2 separate regions of the Homo sapiens genome follow, and region 1 is linked to region 2. Evidence: read pairs that join two places in POLR2A ChIA-PET (ENCODE). Cell type or tissue: K562. All regions are shown on one strand. Each heading gives the region's core, and the rest is flanking DNA. Links, peaks and the distances in the headings are about the cores only. Region 1 holds the start of LOC124905031 (a long non-coding RNA gene). Region 2 overlaps AGPAT3 (1-acylglycerol-3-phosphate O-acyltransferase 3).

Evidence for each region. ChIA-PET counts read pairs that join two places held together with the same protein. Peaks named below come from ENCODE experiments on the same cell type or tissue, not always from the same donor. Only the 100,000 strongest peaks of a DNase experiment are listed, where the experiment ranks them.
Region 1: POLR2A ChIA-PET joins it to region 2 with 6 read pairs; 3 of 35 experiments call an interaction of 5 or more read pairs at or near these places.

The regions. Positions count from the first base shown.
Region 1 is chr21:43,707,701-43,715,917 of GRCh38, forward strand. It overlaps LOC124905031 (a long non-coding RNA gene), which reads right to left and starts at 4,575. Exons shown (of 2, transcript XR_007067895.1): 1 at 3,655-4,575; 2 at 3,016-3,338. RefSeq lists enhancers at 1-61, 3,441-4,322, 4,388-5,009. In K562, for the core only: no CTCF peak of the experiment used is centred there; a DNase peak (open chromatin) is centred at 5,081.
Region 2 is chr21:43,880,132-43,886,713 of GRCh38, forward strand. All of the region lies in intron 1 of AGPAT3 (1-acylglycerol-3-phosphate O-acyltransferase 3), which reads left to right. Among named protein-coding and RNA genes, the nearest start is that of AGPAT3, 18 kb to the left of the region's middle. RefSeq lists enhancers at 2,087-2,673, 5,613-6,198 and a silencer at 5,839-5,994. In K562, for the core only: no CTCF peak of the experiment used is centred there; DNase peaks (open chromatin) are centred at 3,027 and 4,190; H3K4me3 peaks cover 950 bases.

The DNA.
Region 1 (8,217 bases), core at 1,961-6,960, 170 kb before region 2:
CATCCCCTTGGCGACAACTGAGCTCCCTGCTCTGAGTTCACAGGAGAACTGGGTGTGTAGAAGTGTGTGGCACCCCCACCCCTCACTCTCTTGCTCCTGCTTTTGCCCTGTTGCGGCGCCTGCTCCCTGCTCGCCTCCCACCATGAGTGCGAGCTCCCAAGGCCTCCCCAGAAGCTGATGCCAGAGCCAAGCTTCCTGTGCAGCCTGCAGAACCGTGAGCCAATTAAAGCTCTTTTCTTTATAAATAACCCAGTCTCAGGTATTTCTTTATAGCAATATGAGAACAGTCTAATACACTGTCTCTACAAAGAAAATTACAGAATTAGCTGGGCATGGTGGAGCATGCCTGTAATACTAGCATCTTGGGAGGCCAAAGCAGGAGGATCACTTGAGCCCAGGAAGTTGAGGCTGCAGTGAGCCCTGATGGCACCACTGCACTCCAGCCCAGGTGACAGAGCAGACCCTGTCTCAAAAAAGTAAAATAAAATTAAACGTATTAGCATATGAATATCTCTACTTTATTTTGCTGTTTATTTTTCTTTTTTCAGCAGGTGAGTTGGTGCACACCCTATAGCCGATTCCAGCTGTGTGGTGCCGTCCTGCTGTTATGTGATTATTTACAGGAGAGTTCACTTGGTTCACATCAGGGGTCACTCATGATGGGCCCTTCTCTGGGTCTGTCAAATGCTAATCTCATGTGCAGACCATCACAGTGTCCTTTTCCGGCCCTAAAGCCCGCTGTGCTTCTCATATCCATTTCTTTCCCCCTTGACCATCACAGTGTCACACAAAGTCGTTTTCTGGCCCTAAAGCCCACTGTGCTTCTCCTATCCTTTCCTTTCCCCCTTGTCCTAACCTTCTGACAACACCTGACCATTTTCTTTTTTTGGAGAGAGGGTCTGCTCTGACTCCTAGACTGGAGTGCAGAGGCATGATCTTGGCTCACTGAAACCTCTGCCTCCTGGACTCAAGCAATCCTCCTGCCTTAGCCTTTCTCAAATAGCTAGGTCTACGCTACAGGGGTGTGCCACCACACATGGTTAATTTTTGGGTTTTTTTTGTTTTGTTTTGTTTTGTTTGAGATGGGGCCCCACTATATTGTCCAACCTGGTCTTGAACTCCTGGGCTCAAACATCCACCTGCCTCGGCCTCCCAAAGTGCTGGGATGACAGGCATGAGCCACCGCGCCTGCTGGGATGACGGCATGAGCCACCGCGCCTGCTGGGATGGCGGCATGAGCCACCGTGCCTGCTGGGATAATGGCATGAGCCACCGCGCCTGCTGGGATGACAGGCATGAGCCACCACGCCCAGCCTCCTGACCTTTTAATTATCTCCATAGTTTTACCTTTTCCAGGATGTCACTTGGTTGGAGTCACACAGTAGGCAGACTCTTCAGATCAGTGTCTTTCACTTGGTAATGTGCACCTAACGTTTCCTCACTATCGCTTCATGGCTTGATGGCTCACTCTTTTTCATTGCTGTATAATATTCCATTGCAAATGTACACTACAGTTTGTCTATTCATTCACCTACTGAGAGACACCTTGGTGGCTTCCAGTTTTTGACAATTACTAAAGCTGCTATAAACATTGGTGTGCAGGGTTTTGTGTAGACATAAGTTTTTAACCCTTTGGGTAAAGATCAAGGAGTGCAACTGCTGAATTATAAGGTAAGATGTTTAGTTTCTTTTTTCTTTCTTTCTTTTTTTTTTAATGAGACGGAATTTCACTCGTGCAGTGGCATGATCTCTGCTCATTGCAACCTCTGCCTCCTGGGTCCAAGCGATTCTCCAGCCTCAGCCTCCCGAGTAGCTGGGATTACAGGTGCCTGCCACCATGCCAGGCTAATTTTTGTATTTTTAGTAGAGATGGGGTTTTACCATGTTGGCCAGGCTGGTCTCAAACTCCTGACCTCAGGTGATCCGCCCCCACCTCGGCCTCTCAAAGTGCTGGGATTACAGGCGTGAGCCACCACGCCCGGCCAAGATGTTTACTTTCTAAGAAACCACCAAAGTGCCTTCCAAAGTGGCTACACCATTACAGTGTTCCCACCAGCAATGAAGGAGAGTGCCATGTCCCGCCAGCACCCAGTGTTGTCAGTGTTCTGGACTTCAGCCATTGTAAGCAGTGCTTAGCGATGTTTCATTGTTTGAATTTGTACTTTTCTCATGGCATGGCGTTCAGAACTTTCCATATGTGTATTTGCCATTTGTATATCTTCTTTGGTGAGGTGTCTAGATCTTTTGCCTATTTTTTGGTTAGGTTGTTCCCTTATTGTTGAGTTTTAAGAATTCTTTCGCCAGTTGTGGTGGCTCACACCCGTAATCTGAGCACTTTGGGAGGCCGAGGCAGGCAGATCACTTGAGCTCAGGAGTTTGAGACCAGCTTGGGCGACATGGTGAGACCTCTTCTCTACAAAATAAAAAAAGAGTACAAAAATTAGCCCGGCATGGTGACACACGCCTGTAGTACCCGCTACTCAGGAGGCTAAGGCGGGAGGATCACTTTAGCCCAGGGGACAGAGGTTGCAGTGAGCTGATGTGTGCTACTGTACTGCACTCCAGCCTGGGTGGTAGAGCAAGACCCTATTTAAAAAAAAAAAAAGGAAAAAAGGCTGGGCGCAGTGGCTCATGCCTGTAATCCCAGCACTTTGGGAGGCTGAGGCGGGCGGATTACTTGAGGTCAGGAGTTCGAGACCAGCCTGGCCAACATGATAAAACCCCATCTCTACTAAAAATACAAAAATTAGCCGGGTGTGGTGGCAGGCGCCTGTAATCCCAGCTACTCGGGAGGCCGAGGCAGGAGAATCACTTGAACCTGGGAAGTGGAGGTGTCAGTGGGCCAAGATCACGCCACTGCACTCCAGCCTGGGCAACAGCAAGACGAAAGAGAAAGAGAGAAAGGGAGAAACAGAGGAGAGAAAACAAAGGAAGGAAGGGAAAGAAAGAAAAGAGAGAAGGAAAGAAAGAGAGAGAGAAAGAAAGAGAGGAAAGAAAGAAAGAAATCCTTGTATATTTAGGACTCAAATCCTTTATTGATGTTTTGTACGATTTAAAGATTCCTTTGGTGGTGGGACGCAATACAGTGACACTCAGCTAGAGGAGAGGCAGAAGCCTGTGTATTGATGTTTTATAAGATCTAAAGATTCTTTTGGTGGTGGGACGCAATACAGTGACACTCAGCTAGAGGACAGGCAGAAGCCTGTGTGACTTACAGCTCTAACAAGAGGCCGCCGCCAGGCAGGGTCACACGGGGGATTGTGCCTCGGACGTCAGTGGACTGGACACAGCCCAGGAGAGAATCTGCAAGCTGAGGACATGTCCATAGACTTCCCCAACTGAAATGCAAGGAGAAAAAAGAGTAAAAATAACTGAACAGAATATCCTAGAACTACGGGACAATTATAGAAGGTAATTTACACACTCATAATGGCAATACCAGAAGAGGAGAGGGAGAAAGGGATAGAAGAAATATTTGAAGTAATAATGGCTTCTCATTTTTCAAAATTGGTGTCAGACACCAAACCACAGATCTAGGAAGCTTAGAGAACACTAAGTACAACAAATGCCAAAAAATAGGAACTTTGGCATGTCGTATTCAAACTGCAGGAAACCAGAGACAGAATATCTTGAAAGATGTCGGAGGGAAAGTACCTTCCTATAGAGGAACAAGAATACGGATCACACTGGACTTCCATCAAAAATCATGTGATCTGGGTACTGGAAGCTACATGTAAAGAAGAAATTCATGCTCACGCCTGTAATCCCAGCACTTTGGGAGGCCGAGGCGGGCGGATCACGAGGTCAGGAGATCGAGATCATCCTGGCTAACACGGTGAAACCCCATCTCTACTGAAAATACAAAAAAATTAGCCAGGCGTGGCAGTGGGTGCCTATAGTCTCAGCTACTCGGGAGGCTGAGGCAGGAGAATGGCGTGAACCCGGGAGGCGGAGCTTGCAGTGAGCCGAGATCGTACCACTGGCACTCCAGCCTGGGCGACAGAGACTCGGTCTCAAAAAACAAAACAAAACAAAAACCCAAAAGAAGAGGCACCTGAGCCGCTTGCTTGAGCCTGCTCCCACTCTGAAATGTCTTCAGTAAATCTGTGCTTTCCTTGCTTCTCCTGTTGCTTTCTCTTTCATGGCTTGGCTCTTTTGTTACTTTGTGCATTTTGTTAAAGCATCCCCCGCTAACTAAGACACCGCTCAGGGTCGGGCACAGTGGCTCACACCTATAATCCCAGCACTTTGAGAGGCCGAGGCAGGTGGGTCACCTGAGGTCGGGAGTTCAAGATCAGTCTGACCAACACGGAGACCCCATCTCTACCAAAAATACAAAAAAAAAATTAGCTGGGCGTGGTGGCACATGCCTATAATCCCGGCTACTCAGAAGGTTGAGGCAGGAGAATCACTTGAACCCGGGAGGCGAGGGTTGCGGTGAGCCGAGATCACGCCATTGCACTCCAGCCTCTGCCCAACAAGAGCGAAACTCCGTCTCAAAAAAAAAAAAAAAAAGAAAGAAAGAAAAAAAAAAGAGACACCGCTCAAACTTCTGGCCAAACACAAATCCTGAATGACTTTTAACATCCTTTATGGTAATTAAGGAACCCTGTGGTGCTGGGAGGCAGTTGCTCAAACAACCTCTGGGCATGGTCTGCTGGCAAGGGCATTTCATTTGCCGCCAGGGTGTGGACGGACATTTATTTACACAGTCATACCTGAGACAGAGTAGGGACGGGCTGGCTCGGTTAACCCCCCACTAGAGCATTCTCTCATGCCTTCCACGGATCACACACCCCACGCCACTACCTGGCTTGACACCAAACTCGCTAACCCTGAGACTTTGGTCATACAAGGAAAACAGCCGTTTATAGTGCTCTTCTGTGCTCTTGTAATATTTAACCAGGCCTTTTACTTAAAGAATTTCAGGAACTGGCCTTAAAAGATCCAGAATATCAACCAAGGTTGTAGAATGTCCCCACCTTGGAAAGGAATGCTGAGCAACAGATTTACAGCCTCGCTGCCCCAGCCAGCCAGCTAGCTGGCCCATGACTCAAAATAACCGTCGCAACCAGAAGTGCTGATCAGCCTGTCCCAGTCCTCGGAGGCCTTCCCCAGCCCAGCCTGCACACCCTACCCTGATATCAGTTTCCACCCTTTGCCTGACAAAAAGTCCTAACCAACTCCTTTCCAGGACTCAGTCAGGGACTCTCTCTCCCTTGGGCCGCCTCCCTTATGCCTGGACATAAGCTCCAATGAAGCCTTGTCTGGGAAAACTCTTTTGGCCCCATGTCAATTTCCATTGCATTGAGAGCCCAAGAACTCATGGTTGGTAACATATCCATTCCTGTGTCCAAATGGAAAGCCTTCTATTTTGTTTTGTATTTTATTTTATTTTTTGAGACAGGTTCTTGCTCTGTTACCCAGGCTGGAGTACAATGGCACAATGATGGCTCACTGCAGCCTCAATCTTCTGGGCTCAAGTGATTCTCCTGCATCAGCCTCCCAAGTAGCTGGATCCACAGGCACGTGCCACCACGCCTGGCTAATTTTTTTTTTTTTTTTTTAGCAGAGATGGGGTCTCACTATATTGCCCAGGCTGGTCTTAAATTCCTGGGCTCAAGCGGTCCTCCTGCCTCAGCCACCCAAAGTTCTAGGATTGCAGCCATGAACTACTACCACTGGCTGAAAGCAAGCTTTTTTTTTTTTTTTTTTTGAGATGGAGTCTCGCCCTGTTGCCCCAGGCTGGAGTGCAATGGCACCATCTCAGCTCACTGCAACCTCTGCCTCCCCGGTTCAACCAATTCTCCTGCCTCGGCCTCCCAGGTAGCTGGGATTACAGGCACGTGCCACCACACACAGCTAATTTTTTGTATCTTTAGTAGAGATGGGGTTTCACCATGTTGGCCAGGCTGGTCTCAAACTCCTGACCTCGTGCTCTGCACATCTCAGCCTCCCAAAGTGCTGGGATTATAGGCATGAGCCACCGTGCCAGGCAAAAGCAAGCTTTTAAAAAAAGTATTGATAACATGACGTGTGGTCACCATAACCATGGTCATGTAAAACAAAAATAAAATTCTGAGGCCCCCCAACCATCTGAATGGACTTCCTCCTCAGCCAGGGAACTCTGAAAATTTAACCTGAGAGACTGGTTCAGGCCATGATGGGAAGTGGGGATGGGATGTGCCTTATTCTACCTCTCCAGCATTAACATCAATGCAGACTTCAAGTCTGATAAGAAACATTTGACAACCCATTCTCTCTAAAGCCTGCTACCTGAAGGCTTCCTTTGAAAGTAAGAGCTTCAGTCTCTACAATCGTTGATCTTAACAGACGTTCCTTTCTATTGATCCCAGGTCTTTTTTTCTTTTTTTTTTTTGAGGCGGAGTCTCGCTCTGTCACCCAGGCTGGAGTGCAGTGGCGTGATCTCGGCTCACTGCAAGCTCCGCCTCCCGGGTTCGCCATTCTCCTGCCTCAGCCTCCCAAGTAGCTGAGACTACAGGCTCCCGCCACCACGCCCAGCTAATTTTTTGTATTTTTAGTAGAGATGGGGTTTCACCGTGTTAGCCAGGATGGTCTCGATCTCCCGACCTCTTGATTCGCCCACCTCAGCCTCCCAAAGTGCTGGGATTACAGGTGTGAGCCACCGCGCCCGGCCAGTCCCAGGTCTTTAAATAAACTCAACCAATTGTCAACCAGAAATTTTTTTTTTTTTTTTTTTTTTTGAGAGGGAGTCTCACTCTGTCGCCCAGGCTGGAATGCAGTGGCGTGATCTCGGCTCACTGCAAGCTCCGCCTCCTGGTTCACGCCATTCTCCTGCCTCAGCCTCCGAGTAGCTGGGACTACAGGCGCCAGGCTAATTTTTTTGTATTTTTAGTAGAGATGGGGTTTCACATGTTAGCCAGGATGGTCTCGATCTCCTGACCTTGTGATCCGCCCATCTCGGCCTCCCAAAGTGCTGGGATTACGGGCATGAGCCACCGTGTCTACTCTGTCAACCAGAAAATTTTTAAATCTACTTATAAGCTGGAAATCCCCCCAACCCCCTTCAAGTTGTCTCACATTTCTGGACAAAACCAATGTATTTTTTTTTTGAGACAGAGTCTCGCTCTGTCACCCAGGCTGGAGTGCAGTTGCGCGATCTTGGCTCACTGCAATCTCCTCCTCCTAGGTTCAAGTGATTCTCCTACCTCAGCCTCCTGAGTAGCTGGGACTACAGGTGCCCGCCATCATGCCTGGCTAATTTTTATATTTTTAGTAGAGACAGGGTTTCACCATATTGGCCAGGCTGGTTTTGAACTCCTGACCTTGTGATCCTCCTGCCTTGGCCTCCCAAAGTGCTGGGATTACAGGCATGAGCCACCATTCCTGGCAAAACCAATTTTTTTTTTTTGAGATGGAGTCTTGCTCTGTCGCCCAGGCTGGAGTCCAGTGGTGTGATCTCGACTCACTGCAACGTCTGCCTCCTGGGTTCAAGTGATTCTCCTGCCTTAGCCTCCTGAGTTGTCGGGATTACAAGCACACACCACCATGCCCAGCTAATTTTTGTATTTTTAGTAGAGACAGGGTTTTGCCACGTTGGCCAGGCTGGTCTTGAACTCCCAACCTCAGGTGATTCGCCCACCTTGGCCTCCCAAAGTGCTGGGATTACAAGTGTAAGCCACCATGCCCAGCCCAAAACCAATGTATTTCTTAAATGTATTTGATTGAAGTTTCACGTTTCCCTAAAATGTCTAAAACCAACCTGCACCCTGACCACCTTGGGCACATGTTCTCAGGACCTCCTGAGGCCTGTGTTGATACGGACAGGAGACAGGGAAATACTGGGTAGAAGAGGGCAGTTCCCTGGGAAAGCCCCCGCCCTCAAGCCTGGAAACCCACGGCCCTAAATGGGAACAGGCATTCCTGTTTTTGCACCCAAAAGTTGCCTTTTGGTCTGCCATGTCCCCCGTCCTGTACCCATATAAACCCCAAATCCCTGTCTCCATGAGGAGACAAACAGAAGAGCAGAAGGATGGCAGAATGGTGGGGCAGAGAGAAGGAGTGTCTGAACACCAAGAGGAGTTCAGCTGGGGGACGGTCAGAGGGGAGATCAGCTGCTGGACGGCCAAACTCCAAGGGAAGATCATCTTCCCACTCCATCCCCTCTCAGCTCCCCATCCATCCCACTGAGAGCCACCTCCACCACTCCATAAAACCCCCGCATTCATCCTTCAA
Region 2 (6,582 bases), core at 1,583-6,582:
AGTTGGCACTGGCCTTTTGCACCCATGAAATTGATGTTTGTCTGTGGCCTCCCAGGCTGGTGCTGTGTTCCTGGACCAGCGTCCGATTTCCCTGCTGCTGAATCACTTCATGGCTCAGCACAGCTGAGGGCAGCAACTGTTGTCCCCTAGAGCCCGAGATCTGGGAGCGGCAGGGGCAGCCACTGTTCCTGTGGAACACACTGGAGAGGCATCTGCAGGGGCGGGGTGGGGCTCCTGGTCAGCCTGTTCTTGTCTTGTTCTGGTGCCACTTCCTCAGGTATGCGAGGGCTGCCTTTGTAAGTCACTGGCAGGAAGATGGGAAAGGTGCTCTGCAGGTCTCTACTGCCAGGAGCTCAGCTTTGATCTTGAGTGCTGGTGGCTGTCCAGCTTTACTGGCAGGGATTCTGATGACTCAGAGACAGTAGCTACCCTTTTCCCAGTGGTATTGCCACTGAGTGTGGGATGGGTCACAGCTATGTCTGTGGCCTTTTGCAAATCAACTTCAAAATTTGCAGTCACATTTATGGTAGGACAGATTCATTTCACAATGATTTTGCCAATTACCCTTGTTATTTCCACTCACATATATCTCCCCAAAGTGGAAACAAGGACACGTCTAGAGACAGGCGCTGGACGTCTCCTGCTCACTGGCATTAAGTGGGCAGGCGGCTTATTGCTGAGTGATGGTCCCTGGACATTTCCAGTCGACTGTGTTTGACATGGTGGTGAATTGGACACGTGACAGGTGGCAATATGTTAACTGTTCGTAGCAAGGAAGATTTGTTTTCAGGCTGGTGGTTTGATTACAAGTTGGTCATTCTTAATGCCAGGGAGGGGGAAGAGAGAGAAAATGAGAGAGAATGAATGAGAACAAATGTAAGAACTTTTTTTGGAAAAAAAGAAAATTGAGAAGAAAGTGATAGTAATTACTAATTGTTTTTACTTTGTCACTTATTATGTATTTATTTCCAGAAAGGGATCAGTTTTTTCTTCCTTCCAAGTTTTGTGGAAGAAAAAGAAAACTGAAAGTATTTAATAACTGTGTCATAATTTTTATTTTGTGCCTTGTGATTACATTGTATTTTGGGGAGTGGGTCAATTTTTTCTTAAATTAAGAAATGCTTTATATGAAAACACATACATAAAGTATTGAACCCCTGCACCTGCCTCAAGTGGAGAAATTAACCACTATAAATACTTTAGAAGGCAAAGGGTTGGTGAAGCTGAAAACTGCTAAAATTCTTAACATGCAGACAGAAAAGGGAGGTGGGAAGGATGTCGCCCTCAGAGAACGTGTCATACCTCAGCCTGTGCTGTCTGGGGCAGACGGCATGAGCCATGCAGCCCACAGAGGCATGCTGGAAACATGGCTGGTGGGAACTGAGATGTGTTTGTGGTGTGAAATGCACGCCGATCTCAGAGGCTTGATATGAAAGAGAATGTAAGTGATCTCATTCATATTCTTCTATATTGGTTACACGTAGAAATGATAATATTTTGGATATACTGGGTTAAATAAAATGTATTATTAATTTTTTTTTTTAGATGGAGTTTTGCTCTGTCGCCCAGGCTGGAGTGCAATGGCACAGTCTTGGCCCACTGCAACCTCTGCCTCCTGAGTTCAAGCCATTCTCCTGTCTCAGCCTCCTGAGTAGCTGGGATTACAGGTGCATGCCACCACGCCCGGCTAATTTTTGTATTTTTAATAGAGACGGGGGTTTCATCATATTGGTCAGGCTGGTCTCGAACTCCTGACCTCAGGTGATCCACCTGCCTCAGCCTCCCAAAGTGCTGGGATTACAGGCGTGAGCCACCATGCACGGCCTATTAAAAACATTTTTTTGCCAATTTCTTTTTACTTTTGAATGTGGCCTCTAGCAATGTAAAGTTGCACACAGGCCGGCATTTGCAGCTCACGTGTGTTTGCCATGTTGGCGTGGTCCAGGGTCTAAGCCACTGCAGGGGCAGACCCTTGTCCCTTGGGTGAGTCCCTCATCTGGGGGCCCTGTGCCCAGGGCTGAGGGAGTGGTCAGTCTCAGCCTGTCATTCCCCGCCCTGCCGGGCCCCACATCTCCTTTGCATAATGGAGGTAATGCAGGAAAATGCTTAGAGCAGGGTCTGGCAAATGTGTTATTAGTGCTCTGTGTTATTAATAAAGCATTGTGATGTCTCTTGTGCAGTATGGAAATAGGTTTCGTAGATTGCACTCAGGATTTCAGATTGACACGTATTTCCATCTGGAAACTCTTGCACGCGTTTGCACTGGGAGATGAAGTGGTCCCTGTTGGCTCAAGCTGCAGTGAGAGGGTGGTGGGGGTAGACTCAGTCCCTTGCCGGGGTTGGCCAAAGCAGGCTTCCTCTTCCTCCCTCAGGTGTGTGTTATCGGAGGTTTCATTCCTGGAAAATCCAGTGTCTATGAAACCAACATACATGGCGTTTGCATCACAGTTGGAGTCAGATGTGAGCCCGGAGGGCAGGTGTCTGGTAAGACCCATGAAGGCTGCATTTCAGCCCCCCTCTAAGAACCAGCAGTGCCTTCCATCACTGCAACAGCAAACACCCCTCCATAAACATCTAGGGCAGCGAGCAGTCACATCCCGTGAGACTCAACTGGGTCAGAGGGCCCTTGCTTGGGTCTCCTCCAGCCACGGGTGCCCTGGTCTTGGGGGGTGGTGCCCCTGGGTGGGGCTTAAGGAGGTAGCTGCCCAGCTCTGCCTGTTGTCTCCATCCTCAGGGGCCTGGGGCAACTGCTGGCCACCAAGCAGTGTCCAGTGTCATAGCCGCTCACTTGTCCTGTGGGGCCACCCATGAGATGCAGGATTCCTGGTCAGCCCCAACACCAGGCCCACACCTCCACGCAGGCCTGGAAGGCAGGAGAGAGCAAGCTTTCTTCTCCTTTATTTGTGAATTATCAGCACCTAGAAACTTAAGCGGGCAAATGCTGAATTGCTGGAGACTGTGAAGCTGTGATACACACAGAGTTGCTCCTTCCCTTCCTGGCTGGGGTGCTGGCCTGGGGAGCCTCCTGCCCGGGTCACTCCACTGCGCATGCTCTGTGGCTACCGTGAGACTGACCTGCCTCAGACACCCTTCTCCTTGAGCCTCAAGGGCCTCATGGCCTGGACCTCCGTGATCAGCCAGAGGAGCCCAGAGTCCATGGTGCTGTGGCCTCCTGCCCACTCTGGGACCCCAGGGAGAGGGCCTGTCCTCGCTGAGCCTCCGACACCGGTTCTGAGCCTCTTGGACAACATTTTCTCTCCAGTTTACAAGTAGGAGCCCCTTGCATAAATAAGATGGGGAAAATCCCTGCAGATGACATGGCCGGGGCCCTGGGCCCCGGGAGCCATTTCTGTTCCTTGTCACTCAGCCTGGCCAGTCCTTGAGTTTTTCCCCAGAGTGTCCTCAATAAGGAATAGCAAGCCTGGGTATTTTCTTCTGGTCAGTATTCCGTTTTTTTGTTTTGTTTTGTTTTTTGTTTTGGAGATGGAGTTTCGCTCTGTTGCCCAGGCTGGAGTACAGTGGTATAATCTCGGCTCACTGCAGCCTCTGCCTCTTGGGTTCAAGCGATTCTCCTGCCTCAGGCACCCAAGTAGCTGAGGTTACAGGTGCCCACTGCCACACCTGGCTAATTTTTGTATTTTTAGTAGAGATGGGGTTTTGCCATGTTGGCCAGGCTGGTCTCAAACTTCTGACCTCAGGCAATCCACCTGCCTTGGCCTCCCAAAGTGCTGGGATTACAGGTGAGAGCCACTGTGCCTAGCTAATTTTGTATTTTTAGTAGAGAGACGGGGTTTCTCCATGTTGGTCGGGCTGGTCTTGAACTCCTGAGCTCAAGTAATCCGCTTGCCTCAGCCTCCCAAAGTGCTGGGATTACAGGTGTGAGCCACCACGCCTGGCCAGTGTTCTGGTCTGTTTGTGATGGGTGTAAGAATCTGTCTCTTTAAAGAGGTGCCTCTGGCCAGGTGGTTACCTCTGTCACCAGAGATGAGTCACCCAGTCTCAGCTCGCAGGCCTTCCTGGACGTTCCCAGATAGTCCCCAGTGCTGGAGGCCTGTCGAAAGTGTAGCTCCACCACGCCCTTTGATCTCTTCCTCCTCTCCTCTTCCCCACCCGCTTCCCCCTCCTTCCCCCTCCTTCCCCCTCCTCCTTCCCCCTCCTCCTTCTCTCCTGCTGAGGGCATTTGGCCTCATAGATAAGCGGTTTCTAATGAGCTCACTGGTTTCCGATGGTGGGTGGGGAGTGACTCTGGGCTTTCTGTGCTGCCTCTTCGACCTCGTCCCTGTTTTCTGCTGTGCGGAGCATGGCCCTTTCCTAATCCGAAAGAGCCGCACAGTCCCTTCCAGTGCTGCCTGTGGTCTCGCCCAGCTGGCTGTGCTATTGCGGGACATGGGGCCCAGCCTCCTGCTCCTTCAGAGGCCTGGGGTGGGTGAGGCTGGGGTGCCCTGGTGCTGGATGCAGGGGTGCTGTGGTGCTGAATGCTGGGGTGCCCTGGTGCTGGACGTTGGGTGCCCAGGCACTGGATGCTGGGGTGGCCTGGTGCTGGATGCTGGGTGGCCTGGTGCTGGGTGGCCTGATGCTGGGTGCTGGGTGGTCTGGTGCTGGATGCTGGGTGGCCTGGTGCTGGGTGCTGGGTGGCCTGGTGCTGGGTACTGGGTGCTCTGGTGGTGGATGCAGAGGCAGGGCTATCTGTGGGTCTGCCCTTGGGTGTGGGGCAAGCCAGGTCAGCATATTGCAAAGCACACGTTGGGCTGCTGCTTGTGTAATTGTCTCCTTGTCTCTGCTCTCTCCCTTCTCCCACCTCACATGGGATAGATCGGAGTTAACAGTGATGCCTTTGTTTTTTGTCAAAAGCATCATACTCATGCCCCGTGGCATTCTCTTTAAGGGAAGAGCTGGTTTTACTAAAGATGTGCTTCAATGCAGTGACGTGCGGTGCTGAGCAAGGCCGGGAACCTGGCCCCTGACCTGTGTACACTGGCCGGCCGTGCTCCCCTCACCCTGCGGCTAGACCTCAAATGGCATCCCCACCTCCCTCAGCCAACTGCAGCCCCTCTGGTAGCATGGAGCTCGCAGACGCTGGGTGCAGGAGGCCTGGGCCTGGGCCAGACGGGTTCCCTGCACAGCTGCTTTTGCGTCATTGATGCAGACGCGGAGACTCACTTCTCTGCTTCGTGTGTTCCTAGTTGGTCTCCAGTTCTTGAACAAATAACTTTCAATTACAATTTTTTTTCTACTTATGATTGCCAGTTTTTCTTTTTTCTTTTTTTTTTTTTTTGAGACAGAGTCTTGCTCTGTCACCCATGCTAGAGTGCAATGGCATGATCTCAGCTCACTGCAACCTCCACCTCCCGGGTTCAAGCAATTCTCCTGTCTCAGCCTCACAGGTAGCTGTGATTACAGGCACACGCCACCATGCCTGGCTAATTTTTGTATTTTTAGTAGAGATGGTCTACTAAAAATCAGGCTGGTCTCAAACTCCTGACCTCAAGTGATCCACCCGCCTTGGCCTCCCAAAGTACAGAGATTACAGGCATAAGCCACCGTGCCCAGTGCCAGTTTCTTATATAAGCTGATTTGGAGGAAGAAAAGGGCCTGTTGTTTGATGACTCTGTGGCCCCAGGCCCAGCCCTGTGGAAGCCTGGAGTATACGGCCGGGGTTTGTGGCACAGGCGAGGGGAGCCACAGGTGAAGGTGTGCAGGTGCGCAGGTGCGCAGGGCTCCTGTGGGTGAGGGCACCGTGGCTCAGGGATGGGTAAGCAGTGTTTTCAGGAGCACTGAGGAGCGGGCCAGTGCTGGCAAGGGGGTTCCTTGGCAGCAGCTGACAGGAGGGAAGGTTGCCCGGTCAGGGGCTCCAAATACAGGCAGGGGTTTTTGCAAAGCCGGGGCAGCGACATGGCAATCGTGATGCCATAGGAAGCCGAAGCCTGCAAAGGGCACAGCTGGGTGGACGCAGCACCTGCGGCCAGAGACTGGTGGCTGAGCATGGGGGTGCCTGGCATGGAAACTTGCAGGGCTTGGAGCTGATGGTTAGGGGAGGGAGTCACCAATATCACCTCTGCTCCTCCTGGCAGTCCCCCTGCTGTGCTATCAAATATTAGGTCTTTATACTAGATCTTTTTTTATTAAAAAAATTTTTTTTAAAGATGGAGTCTTGCTCTGTTGCCCAGGCTGGAGTGCAGTGGCGTGGTCTCGGCTCACTGCAACCTCTGCCTCCCGGGTTCAAGTGATTCTCATGCCTCAGTCTCCCGAATAGCTGGGATTACAGCCATATGCTATCATGCCTGGCTATTTTTTGTATTTTTAGTAAAGATGGTTTCACCCTGTTGGCCAGGCTGGTCTCGAACTCCTGACCTCAAGTGATCCACCCGACTCAGCCTCCAAAAGTACTGGGATTACAAGCATGAGCCATCACACCTGGCCAAATACTAGGCCTTATTCATTCTTTCTAACTAATTTTTATACCCATTAACCTCCCTCTACCCCCATATCCTTCCCAGCCTTCTCTGTCTTCATGAGTTCAGTTGTTTTGATTTTTACATCCCACAAATAAGTGGGAACATGTTATGCTTGTCTTTCTGTGCC